Regions from separate parts of the Homo sapiens genome. Here region 2 is linked to region 1. The links are chromatin contacts, found by Hi-C in ENCODE. All regions are on one chromosome and are shown on one strand. Each heading gives the region's core, a stretch centred on a gene start or an enhancer-like site at or near the end of the contact. The rest is flanking DNA. Distances are from core to core; before and after follow the strand shown. Region 1 holds the start of CCL3 (C-C motif chemokine ligand 3). Region 2 has its middle 86 kb from the start of HNF1B.

What was found. Hi-C counts contacts between places; a loop is a spot of excess contacts on that map. Pooled maps may share reads with other maps.
Region 2: a map with no recorded cell type shows a loop between it and region 1 (9-fold over the local background). The contact joins the enhancer-like site here to the promoter of CCL3 in region 1. A Hi-C loop is called at or near these places in 2 of 37 single-sample maps with no recorded cell type and 3 of 50 pooled maps.

The regions. Positions count from the first base shown.
Region 1 is chr17:36,087,090-36,093,926 of GRCh38, reverse strand. It overlaps CCL3 (C-C motif chemokine ligand 3), which reads left to right and starts at 3,784. Exons shown (of 3, transcript NM_002983.3): 1 at 3,784-3,941; 2 at 4,630-4,744; 3 at 5,165-5,671. The coding sequence starts at 3,869. The coding sequence ends at 5,255. It overlaps CCL3-AS1 (CCL3 antisense RNA 1), which reads right to left. Exons shown (of 3, transcript NR_186417.1): 3 at 4,065-4,381.
Region 2 is chr17:37,827,391-37,834,227 of GRCh38, reverse strand. No RefSeq gene overlaps it. Among named protein-coding and RNA genes, the nearest start is that of HNF1B, 86 kb to the right of the region's middle. Within about 2 kb of position 4,480, at least 4 of the 41 ENCODE cell types and tissues checked have a DNase peak (open chromatin) inside an H3K27ac peak, as active enhancers do.

The DNA.
Region 1 (6,837 bases), core at 2,535-5,034:
TTTAAAGATTCTTCCTTGGCTATGGAGACCCATCACACTTCTGACTCTCTCTCCTGATTCTGTGTGTGTGTGTGTGTGTATGTGTGTGTTTGTTTTATTTTAAGTTCAGGGATGCACATGCAGGTTTGTTACATACGTAAACTTGTGTCATGGGGGTTTGGTGTACAAGTGATTTCATCACCCAGGTATTAAGTCTAGTACCCATTAGTTATTTTTCCTGATTCTCTCCCCGTTTCCACTCACCATGGCCTTTCTTATCCTACCTTTCCCATTAGTATTTCAACTCCATAGTGAGAGTTCAGGCATAACACATATTGTTAGTCAAATCAGTGATTTATTTATTCATCAAATAGCTATTATGCTTCACTATATGTCAAGCATTGTGATTATCACTGGAGATACACTGGTAGCTAACACAGATAGTGGAATATAAAACTGACCAATTCCATCCACATGACCATGGGTACGTCATTTCAACTGGGAACATCAATTTACCACCTAGGAAATGTCTAAGACCCTCCCAACTCAACCCCGTCCTACATCTCCCTTATATTATTCATTCAATGTATATAAATTAAGCACATGCTGTGCATGTAACTATATTTCAATCCAAGCAAAACACATGGCAAAGGGATAGTTCCTGGTTTGGGGATTGATAGAGAAAGTCTTACAAATATATAAACACTGAGATAGAATTATATATTCAATAAATCATCTTTATTATAAAGAACACAATAATAAGAGATAGAGACTAGGTCACGAGGCTCATCATGTTATAATCATCATGTGCTAGGATTTGGTTTAAATCAACCAACAAGACATGGTCTGGAGTTGGTTTACAATCTGAGAAGACACTCTAAAAAATCTACCATTATAGGAGTGTTGTGAGGATCAAATATAATAAGTTGTGGTACAGGACGTGTAGCGTGTGGTACCTAGAGTCAGACTACCTGGATTTGAATCCCTGCTCTGCTAGTCATCAGCTTTACGGCCTTCGGAAAATTGCTTAACCTCTATTTACTTTGGTTTCTTCACCTATTCAACTGAGAAAGTATACTGGTAACTAAATCATAGGGTTGTTTTGAAGACAGTTCAAACGTGAATCCCTATTATGGAAATCAGCACATGGTGATCACTCAATAAAAATTACATATTGTGAACTAAAATTTGTGTAGTTGCTAATCTATCATTAGCGTGAAATAAAAATTTGTTTCCAAACTCCCACATTGCCTTTATTAAACTATAAATTTCTTGAGAAAAAGAAACTAAAATAAAATCAACAGGGCATGGTCTAGATTTTTGAAGAGCAAATTACATAGATAACTAATTATAACACACGGTGCTGTAATGACAGAGATAGAAGATGTCCCTTATCAGAACACTGACTGATTCAGCAGTTTCCATTTCCTTTTCTCACTCTCCACAACTCACAGAAGCCAGCTCTCAGAAATGGAATCACGAGTATGGAGGGGGTTCCCCTAAGAAGTGAGTGAGGGAATGCAATTCTGGGTATCACTGAGAGCTGGGAGGCAGAGGGTGGGGTGAGAAGGAGGCATTGCCTGTGATGTAGGTTTCTAATGATACAAGTGGCAGAGATACCTTTATTTGGAATTGGTAGCAATAGGGGAAGATACATGGATGCCAAAGCTCCGGTGAAACCTACCACGGCCCCTGATCTTGCTTCTGCTTCTCCTCCCTCAAGACTGGCACTAGCCATCATTGGGGTGGGAAGGAAACAGAGCCCATGTGTATTAAAAGACCTAAGTCTACAGACACTTAGAAAGGACAGAATTCCAAAGGCATGGTCGCACTTGGCTTCTGTCCTCTGTTATTCTCCAGCATCAAATGTATCAACTCTAACCCCTTTGGGGGGAATACAAGGCCTGTCCTGGTTTGGTCCCAATTTAGCTTTATCATCCATATTCACCCCCACTGCTCTGCAGCTCCACTGAAGCACCCCCTCTTTCCTCTGAACCCACAATGTCACACTCAGGACTCTGCCTCAGCTGGGCACTCATCTATAGATGCCTAAATCCCGGGCAGTTATCCAGACACAACTAAAGTTCCATCCCTTCCATGAAGCCTTCCCCAACCCTCTGGTGGAAGGTCACTTCTTCCCCTCGTGGGATTCTGAGCTTTCATTTCTTTTTCTACTAGGAGTCCTAGCACTTTCGGCTAAATGCTACAATTACCTGTTCATACACTCTACCTGCCCCCACGAGATCAGGGGCATCTCAGAAACAAAGATCATTAAAACCAACTAAATCTATTTCTCATTATAAAATGAGGTATGCTGATTGATTGTGAAAGAATAAAATAACAAAGTATGGAAAAGAAAAAAAAGCATATAATCTGGCTGAGAAGGTAGAGACCCTTCCACACCACTGAAATTATGTATTGAAAAGAATAAGTAAAAAACTGCTTCAATTTGGCATGATTTATGTAAGTATAGTATAGGATCCTTAAAATGGTTCAAAGAAATGGGAAATCAAGACTTCATTTTGGCCAAAACCATTGAACAGAAACTTCAGCATATTTATCAATAATTTCTTTCAGATTAAACAACTGACAACAACCTATTTTTCAACCAGTGATGTTGGAAATGTTTTTTTAAAAATTAGTTTATAAATTTGTGGGCTGACCAAGAAGGTAATAAAGTCTAACTAAGTAAAATGAGAAAAATTCAGAAAAAGAAAAAAATAAGAAAATAAATCACCCAGGGACCTATCACACAAATATAAGAACTATTCATTCTTTAAGGCATGTATTTCCAAGCCTTTGTATTTTTTTCCATGCTTAGGGTTGGCAAGGAATATATATATATTTGTACAAATATATATGTGTATATGTACAAATACATGTATATATAGTACAAATATATATATATATTTGTACAATTCTTCAGACTTTGTAGAATTTGTATAATGTCGTATCTTGCTTTTTTTAACCACTGATGTTATAAGCATATTTATGCCACTTCATTCATTTTAGAGACTTAATAATAAATGATCTAGTGGATAATTTATCATTCCCTGATGGAGAAAAATTTAGCTTTGTTTATTTTAGAGTTATAAACGATGCTGGGTCAGGTATCTTTATGTTTGAAGATGGCTCCATATTTGGGTTGTTTCCACAGAACTCTTTCCTAGAAATGCTTTTTCTAGGTTAATGGCTACAGATATTTCTAGGCACCTGACATATTGACACCCACCTCTAAAGTATTTTTATGATCCACAACTAGCGTTTAACACAGCGCCCTAGTCACTACATGACTAATAAATAGACAAATGACTGAAACATGACCTCATGCTTTCTATTCCTCCAGCTTTCATTCAGTTCTTTGCCTCTGGGAGGAGGAAGGGTTGTGCAGCCCTCCACAGCATCAGCCCATCAACCCTATCCCTGTGGTTATAGCAGCTGAGGAAGCAGAATTGCAGCTCTGTGGGAAGGAATGGGGCTGGAGAGTTCATGCACAGACCAGTTCTTATGAGAAGGGACTGACTAAGAATAGCCTTGGGTTGACATATACCCCTCTTCACACTCACAGGAGAAACCATTTCCCTATGAAACTATAACAAGTCATGAGTTGAGAGCTGAGAGTTAGAGAATAGCTCAAAGATGCTATTCTTGGATATCCTGAGCCCCTGTGGTCACCAGGGACCCTGAGTTGTGCAACTTAGCATGACAGCATCACTACGCTTAAAAATTTCCCTCCTCACCCCCAGATTCCATTTCCCCATCCGCCAGGGCTGCCTATAAAGAGGAGAGCTGGTTTCAGACTTCAGAAGGACACGGGCAGCAGACAGTGGTCAGTCCTTTCTTGGCTCTGCTGACACTCGAGCCCACATTCCGTCACCTGCTCAGAATCATGCAGGTCTCCACTGCTGCCCTTGCTGTCCTCCTCTGCACCATGGCTCTCTGCAACCAGTTCTCTGCATCACGTGAGTCTGAGTTTCGTTGTGGGTATCACCACTCTCTGGCCATGGTTAGACCACATCAATCTTTTCTTGTGGCCTAAAAGCCCCCAAGAGAAAAGAGAACTTCTTAAAGGGCTGCCAAACATCTTGGTCTTTCTCTTTAAGACTTTTATTTTTATCTCTAGAAGGGGTCTTAGCCCCCTAGTCTCCAGGTATGAGAATCTAGGCAGGGGCAGGGGAGTTACAGTCCCTTTTACAGATAGAAAAACAGGGTTCGAAACGAATCAGTTAGCAAGAGGCAGAATCCAGGGCTGCTTACTTCCCAGTGGGGTATGTTGTTCACTCTCCAGCTCACTCTAGGTCTCCCAGGAGCTCTGTCCCTTGGATGTCTTATGAGAGATGTCCAAGGCTTCTCTTGGGTTGGGGTATGACTTCTTGAACCAGACAAAATTCCCTGAAGAGAACTGAGATAAGAGAACAGTCCGTTCAGGTATCTGGATCACACAGAGAAACAGAGAACCCACTATGAAGAGTCAAGGAGAAAGAAGGATACAGACAGAAACAAAGAGACATTTCTCAGCAAAAATGCCCAAATGCCTTCCAGTCACTTGGTCTGAGCAAGCCTGCCTTCCTCAACTGCTCGGGGATCAGAAGCTGCCTGGCCTTTTCTTCTGAGCTGTGACTCGGGCTCATTCTCTTCCTTTCTCCACAGTTGCTGCTGACACGCCGACCGCCTGCTGCTTCAGCTACACCTCCCGGCAGATTCCACAGAATTTCATAGCTGACTACTTTGAGACGAGCAGCCAGTGCTCCAAGCCCGGTGTCATGTAAGTGCCAGTCTTCCTGCTCACCTCTATGGAGGTAGGGAGGGTCAGGGTTGGGGCAGAGACAGGCCAGAAGGCTATCCTGGAAAGGCCCAGCCTTCAGGAGCCTATCGGGGATACAGGACGCAGGGCTCCGAGGTGTGACCTGACTTGGAGCTGGAGTGAGGCATGTGTTACAGAGTCAGGAAGGGCTGCCCCAGCCCAGAGGAAAGGGACAGGAAGAAGGAGGCAGCGGGACACTCTGAGGGCCACCCCTACTGAGTCACTGAGAGAAGCTCTCTAGACAGAGATAGGCAGGGGGCCCCTGAAAGAGGAGCAAGCCCTGAGCTGCCCAGGACAGAGAGCAGAATGGTGGGGCCATGGTGGGCCCAGGATTCCCCTGCTGGATTCCCCAGTGCTTAACTCTTCCTCCCTTCTCCACAGCTTCCTAACCAAGCGAAGCCGGCAGGTCTGTGCTGACCCCAGTGAGGAGTGGGTCCAGAAATATGTCAGCGACCTGGAGCTGAGTGCCTGAGGGGTCCAGAAGCTTCGAGGCCCAGCGACCTCGGTGGGCCCAGTGGGGAGGAGCAGGAGCCTGAGCCTTGGGAACATGCGTGTGACCTCCACAGCTACCTCTTCTATGGACTGGTTGTTGCCAAACAGCCACACTGTGGGACTCTTCTTAACTTAAATTTTAATTTATTTATACTATTTAGTTTTTGTAATTTATTTTCGATTTCACAGTGTGTTTGTGATTGTTTGCTCTGAGAGTTCCCCTGTCCCCTCCCCCTTCCCTCACACCGCGTCTGGTGACAACCGAGTGGCTGTCATCAGCCTGTGTAGGCAGTCATGGCACCAAAGCCACCAGACTGACAAATGTGTATCGGATGCTTTTGTTCAGGGCTGTGATCGGCCTGGGGAAATAATAAAGATGCTCTTTTAAAAGGTAAACCAGTATTGAGTTTGGTTTTGTTTTTCTGGCAAATCAAAATCACTGGTTAAGAGGAATCATAGGCAAAGATTAGGAAGAGGTGAAATGGAGGGAAATTGGGAGAGATGGGGAGGGCTACCACAGAGTTATCCACTTTACAACGGAGACACAGTTCTGGAACATTGAAACTACGAATATGTTATAACTCAAATCATAACATGCATGCTCTAGGAGAATTCACTACTCGAATGGCCACCATTAAGCATAGTATTCTGTAGGGCATATTCATGATGAATCAAGCTCTTAATAGCAATTATTTACATTGTTGAGGCTTACTCCTCCTACTGAGCGCTTTTTATACATTGCTCATTTAATCTTACCAATGCAATAGTACAGCTTAGGTACTATTAATACCTCCACTTGACAGAAAAGTAACCCAGGGCTCAGAAAGGTTAGACAACTTGGCTGAGGTTACACAGCACGTAAACGGTCAATTGTGTTCCAAAACTGGACTTTTATTGAACTACAGACTATGCTGTTAACCATTGACCAAGTTATTTCCCAAAGTATGACCCGCCTATACTCAAATCTTACCCCATTCTTTAACAGATGATACTTTATCCATTGCAACCACTTCCTGTCAGGATTCTGAGTTGACATAGAGTGTTTGAGCAGTGATTGTTGAAGCCACTTAAATAGGATCTTTAAGTGTAGACCTGGGAACTGATATTTTTATCAAGCTCATGAGGTGTTCCATAGCATGTTAATGACTGAGAGCCACTGTCAATAGAATTCACCACTGTTTTCTAAATGTGGTAAGTCTCTGCATATGGCAACAGGTGTATTATACATTATTTCTCTAGAATCTACACTCTACAAAATAAATAGCTAATGTTAGAGAAGGAAAAGACAATCAGCTTCTGTGTGGAGCAGGATGCTGTCTATAGGTTTACTGTGAAAGGTAAGTTATTTAATAGATGGATTGTTTGCATTATCTGTACAAGAAATCCATACTAAGCTAGGGTCCTTTTTGCAGAAGAAAGAGAAATTCAAAATATTTGTGTGAAAACCAAACGTGTTAATTTTTACGAGCTATGCTTATTTCATTTTGTTTCAAATAATCTATTTTTTGTGTCCAAACATGTTTAGAATTGTAGTGTTCCAACTCTTTAAAGCATAAACACTA
Region 2 (6,837 bases), core at 3,231-5,730, 1.7 Mb before region 1:
CTTAGCCTACTTAACAGCTTAGGAGCCACCTCTTCCAGGAAGCCTTCCTTAACCTGTTTTTCGTCCTGCCCCTCGGGACCCAGGTGACACTGGGCATGCAGTTGCTCTATTGCTGCAGGTTTGCCCCCGACTCATCTCATCTCCAAACACAGACACATGCAAGAATGTGACCCTCCCTTCCCAATACAACACTAGGACATTTTATTCTCTTTGTATTCCTGATATCTGGCACACGGTAGGTCATCAATAAATAATAAATTGAATTAAACCTTGCAAAGGCCTCCAAATATCAGAATTGGTAAGCTCTAAAGGCTCTGTTTATTCTTGCAGATTCCTTCTCAGGTTTCAGCAGATTATAGAGAAAATCTCTCCCGCCAGTGCTAGTGTCAGTGGGACAGTAAAGTGAAACAGAAACACCACCATCCAATACCCCCTCCCCTTCAGTCCCTCCAAATTGAGCTGCTGCTGCTAGGGGAACCAGAGCTAAGCTTCTGCAGAGGCCTGTGCCCATGTCACTCACCCCAGCTCCGCAGTCCTACCTGGCATGAGTCTTCCCATAACTATACCTTGGCTTGCTGACTGCTCTGTGGGGACACCGAGCCTCATTGCACCACGGGATGGGGCAGTTAGAGCAGGGCTTCTTACACTTTAACATGTGCATGATCACCTGCTTAGCATGCAGATGCTGATCCAGTAGGTCTGGGATGGGGCTTGAGATTCTGCACATCTAACATGCTCCCAGGTCCTGCCCATGTTGCTGGCCTGTGGCCCATCCTTCCACCGGAAGTGCTTAGAAGGCTTTAGTCTTCTCGCGGCTGTTCAAGAGACCATGCGGTGGAAATCGGGTGCTGAGTCATTTGGTCACTGCCGCTTCTTGTTAAGTGAACTTCTATCATTTCACATGCATAGAAGTTTTGACAAGCCCTTGAGTCTTGTTTCTTTCTGCACCCCAGTAAAAAAGAAAGAACAGGCCGGGCATGGTGGCTCACACCTGCAATTCCAGCACATTGGGAGGCCAAGGTGGGCAGATCACGAGGTCAGGAGATCGAGACCATCCTGGCTAACACAGTGAAACCCCGTCTCTACTAAAAAGACAAAAAATTAGCTGGGTGTGGTGGCAGGCGCCTGTAGTCCCAGCTACTCGGGAGGCTGAGGCGGGAGAATCACTTGAACCTGGGAGGCGGAGCTTGCAGTGAGCCGAGATCGCACCACTGCACTCCAGCCTGGGTGACAGAGCGAGACTCCGTCTCAACAACAACAACAACAACAACAAAAGACAACCAAAAACAAAAAACAAACAAAAAACTGATCCTATACTTACTGCTCCCAGTCTACTAAAGCAGAAAGAAAACTGGACCCATGACCTTCAGCAGGAGGGACCTCATATGACTCATTCAATCATATACAGATCCTCTCTATCTTCTAGTGCTCCTGGTCCAGCCACCTCATTTTATAGAAGTGACTTGGTCCCAGAGAGGAAGCGTGACTTGCTTCAGATCACTCAGCTCGTAGATGGCAGTGTTAGGCTTAGAATGCAAGTAAAACCCAAGACTATTACTCATTAAAAAACAAAATTATTTTTCAATAAAATTCACTTTTCAGTCCAGACACAGTGGCTGACGCCTATAATCCCGGCACATTGGGAGGCCAAGGCAGGCAGATCACTTGAGCCCAGGAGTTGAAGACCAGCCTGGGCAATGTGATGAAAACCCATCTCTACAAAATATACAAAAATGAGCCAGGAGTGGTGGCACACACCTGTGGTCCCAGCTACTCAGGAGGCTGCGGTGGGAGGATCACTCGAGCCCAGGAGGTCAAGGCTGCAGTGAGCCATATTCCCGCTACTGCACTCTAGCCTGGATGACAGAGAGAGATCCTGTCTCAAAAACATAAAATAAAATTCACTTTTCAATCCCATAATTATTCATCTCCATCACTTCCTTGCATATCCTCAACTCTCTCTTCCTTCACTTCACGCTGCTTTGCCGAAACCACAGCCCTGGTTAAATCCAACTCTGCTTATTTGGCACCTGATCCTGTGTAGCTGAACAAAATTTGTGAAGAAAGCACAACCATACCAGCTGCTCTTGCATTCACATTCACATTTAATGATGCCAGGGAGTCATACTACACATTCCCAGTCAATAGATATTGGCACATCCCACTCAATATTTGTTGAATGAATGAGTTGAATGCATGAATTTTCATTAGGGTCTCATTAATGCTATAGTTCTGCTTGGCTTGTCCAACTTTAAACATTTCACAAAATGAATTTTGAAACCAGGTTCAGGCTGAAATGGTAATATTGTCATCTTTGTTTGGAAGCTGTCTTAATGGTGTTTGCCTGGGCTGGTTCAACCTATAGGCGAAGGAGGCTTTTACTTGATTTAAATTGTTGTTGGAGCCAGGGCTTGACCTGAGAGCCTCAGGACTTTTCTTCCTCCAGAAAGAGCCTTTTGAAACAAGTCTAGAGGTTGGTCCAAAGCTCAGGAGCTGCAAGTCAACTTACAATGCCTTTTTATAGTATTACTTGCATAAGCTAAATAGTTGGCTTCCTATTTCAAGAAAAGATGTGTTTGTTCTCAAGGCTGTCTCCTGGCACCCATTGGGGATGCTGGAAAACACACCTCTGCCCTCCTGATGTTGTTTTGAAATAGCTGGCGCAGTTTGGATTCTTCGACCACAAAAATAATTGTACGCTGCAGCTGAAATACAAGCCACACTGCTTCCTCGGCTCCGCTTTGAATCCCATCTGTCCCCTACCTCATCATAAAGCTTACTAAGAACCTGGCCTCCTTTCCACTCACTGTAGGTGCTCATGCTGATGATATGCATTATTTGTTTTTTATTGATGTCAGCAGTGCTAATGATTAAGTGAAACACTCCACTCCATTCAAATGTCTTGCTTTCACCTGCCGATCCCATTGTGAAGAAAGGTGCAGCATGCCTTCCAATATTTCTCCTAGAACAGCTCAAGTGAGGTGAAACAGTGGAAAGTCAGCCCTGCTGATTTGAATCATGCCACCCCACCTTACCAGCGCCCCAAATGTCAGCCTTCTTCCCACTCAGATGTGGTTGTCCTTGGAAAGACCCAGAACAGACGTTTCATCACCAAGTGGTACTAGACAAAAACGGAAGGTATAAGCAAAGCAGACATAAGTACTTATCAAGGTAGGTACTTCAGTCGTGCACTCTTTATGTAACTGACAACCCAATCGAATTTTTTTTTTTTTTTTTGAGATGAAGTCTCGCTTGTCACCCAGGCTGGAGTGCAATGGCACAATCTCGGCTCACTGCAACATCTGCCTCCCGGGTTCAAGCGATTCTCCAGACTCAGCCTCCCAAGTAGCTGGGACTACAGGTACGTGCCACCACACTTGGCTAGTTTTTGTATTTTTAGTAGAGACGGTGTTTCACTATGTTGGCCAGGCTGGTCTCGAACTCCTGACCTCATGATCTACCTGCCTCGGCTGAATTTTTTTTTAATGATGCAGAATTCTAGCTCATGTTCTGACTAAGGTAGGATTTAGGGGTGGGGGCAAGCAAGAATGCTATTACTCTGAGGTCTGGGTTGTCTTTAACAAGAGAACACTAAAACAGTGAAGAAAAATTGCCAATTGTTGTTTCAAAAAAAGAACAATAAAAGGCAAGCCCCCTGCCCCTGCCTGCTACTCTTTCCCCCTTAACACTCTCAGTCTCTCCATGAGATTTAAAAAAGAAAAGCCCAGGAAATTCCAAGCATGAATGCCTCCCCAGATAAGACAGAAATGGAAGAAAACCAAACTTTGAAAAGTAAGCATTTTGATCTTCATGCAAACATGGAGTTAATCTGGGGACAGCTAGGCACAATTACACAGATGAATTCATTGTGTGAAATGGTCGCTGAGCGTAGAGAATGTCAGTGCCAGTTCAGAGTCCAAGCTCTGTAGGGGTCATACCTGAATCTGCTGAGCTGAGCACATGGAAACCTCAGTGTGCATTCAGCCTTGACCATTCTTTTTAATTTATTTCAGAGTGGCTCACTGGGGTGGCTTCAGGAAATACAAATCAAGTATCCGCCGTGGTGTTTGAAAACATGCCGGGTTTTGATATGTGTTTGACTGAAAATAGAAATAAAAATCTATGGGTCTTTATTTACATGTGTTAAAGTTGTTCTTAAGATAATCGTATGTTTTTTAGACTCTTTTACCCTTCAAGTCAGCTTGTATTCATCTGGAGAGGAAGCCCTCTCGAGTGACAGCCTTAGGCTGATGGCAGCCAGGTGCTGACTGTGGTTGTGTCAAATTCCCCAGGGGTCCTAGGGGACATCATTCCTTGACTCTGGGTCTCCACATCTGTCAACTGAGGAGTCCCAGAACTGGTGGCTACAGTGCAAGTGAGGTGAAACAGTGGAAAGTCAGCCCTGTTGATCTGAATCATGCCACCCCACCCTTCCAGCACCCTGAATGTCGGCCTTCTCCCCACTCGGATGTGGTTGTCCTTGGAAAGACCCAGAACAGATATTTCACTACCAAGGGGTACTAGACAAAAACGGAAGGTATTAGCAAAGCAGAAGTATGTGCTGGACTAACTCCATTATCCAGTTCTCTAGTTCTGAGGCTCCAACTCAGTGGAGTTTGGAAATACCACTCCATCTTGAGGATTTGATTTTAAACAAATGGCTAGTATTTTGACAAGGTAAACTACTTGTGACTCTGCAGCCTAATTGACTTACCAAACCCACAGACTCAGGGCCCCAGCTGGAAAGGACTCAAGTCTTTTGTTTTAAACACCCATCCCTGTTCCAATCAAGAAAAAATTCTAAACTCATCAGGTATCATAGGCCATGATGCATGTGTGACATTTAGCATGACAAAGGAACTACATTATTGACAGGATCTTCTCAGTGTTTATAATTATAAAATATTTGCACTGAAAGAGTCCTTAACAAGCACGTAAACCCAGAATGATTAAGCAACTTGCCCAAGAGCACACAGGCAGCAGGGAGGGAGTCAGGACCAAAATGCAGGTCTCCTGGCTCCCAGCCGGGTTCAGGCTCCTGCATGTGCCCTTCAGAGATAGGAAAGTTCACCTTTTGAATTTGCCTTTTCATATTCACCTGCACCCTTAACAAATAGGGAATGGAAATGTTGAATTTTGAATGTTGGAGTTAGAGCATGTTGCAATTCATTAGAGAAATCAGGATTGATGAAAAATTCACAGTTGCCTAGTCTGTAGGACAGATGATGTTCTTCATTTGACGCTGCCCCTGTTTCGTCACCAGAAGCAGAGCAACCAGGAGACAACGGAAGGAAAGAGGCCCTGGTCTCCTCGGGAACTGTGTTACTGACAGAACAAGGAACAGCTTTGGCTGGAGATGTTTATGCTGACTTTGGAGTATGGATCAGAAGAGGGTCCTGGCTTGCTGATGGAGCTCAGGCCTATGGAAAACAGGATGATCTTAGAGTTAAAAACAAACAACCCTGGGTGTGGTCTCAGGGCCTGGGAGGAAAGGATGAGTCAGCTGAAACTGATGGAAATTAACGGTAAGTCTAAGAGAAGCTAGCATGGCACTGCAAGGTGAAGTGGGGGGAATGGCCCAGAATCAGAAGAGCTGAGCTTCCCTACATTTGGGCTGTGTGACCTTGGGCAGGAAATTTGCCCTGTTTCCTTTTCAGTGAGATAAGGAGAACCATACCTCCTGAAAGTATTAAAGGAGAAGATTTATATCTAGTTCCCTTCCTCCTCCACTTTCCTTAACAGAATCTCTCAAGAGATGCTGCCATTTCCTGAGCACCTGTGAGCTCATCTTATCCTCACAACTGAAAGTGCTTTTTCCGACGTCAGACATGGAAAAATATGGCACCTAAAAGAGGATGTCACTTTGACAACCAATACTCCCCCAGCCCAAAACCAATTATTATAATCACTGATGAAACTGTGATATGGCCTGTGATTCACTTACATACTCTTCTGTGTCCATAAGATCAGCTTCTGTCTTCCGCTTCCACCACTCCCAGTTCTCATTCTATTCCTAGTGTTACCTCTTGAAGATGATGCCTGTCCCTTAAGTAGCAGAAGCAGCTTTCTGTATCTGGAAGAGGAGGGGCCACACTGGGCTTGAGGAGACACCATGATTTATGGTCCTAGATGATGTCCCCTTCTCACCATTCCCACACACAGCCACCCTTTGAGCTTGCACCATCCTCATAGGGGACCCTGTTGGCACTACTATGTGGGGGAACAGCGACCCTCAAGGTTCAGGTGCAGAAGCAAGCACCCGTCAGGTGTGATCCTGGCTCTGCCACTCACTGTGGGACCTAAGCCAATCCACTTCCTCTCTCTGAGCCTCAGTTTTCCAAAGGGTAAAAAGAAGGATCTAGATGAGATACCTCTCAAGGGCCACTCCAGCTCAGATCCTCTGACTTGCTTAGTGTGTGATGAGAGTTATCTTCTCCCAGAAAAGGCTTCTTTTTCTAAAGCCAAGTGTAGTAAGGACTCCTCTACTCTTTCTAGGCATTTCAGACTTTCTTTAAAAAGATCTTATTTTGGCCCAGCGCGATGGCTAAAGCCTGTAATCCCAGCACTTTGGGAGGCCGAGGCGGGTGGATCACGAGGTCAGGAGTTCGAGACCAGCCTAACAAACATGGTGAAATCCCGTCTCTACTAAAGATACAAAAAAAAAAAAAAAAGAAAGAAAAAATTAGCCAAGCATGGTGGTGTGCACCTGTAATCCCAGCTACTCAGGAGGCTGAGGCAGGAGAATCACTTGAACCTGGGAGTCAGAGGTTGCAGTGAGCCGAGACTGCACTATTGTGCTCCAGCCTGGATGACAGGGCAAGACTGTCTCAAAAAAGA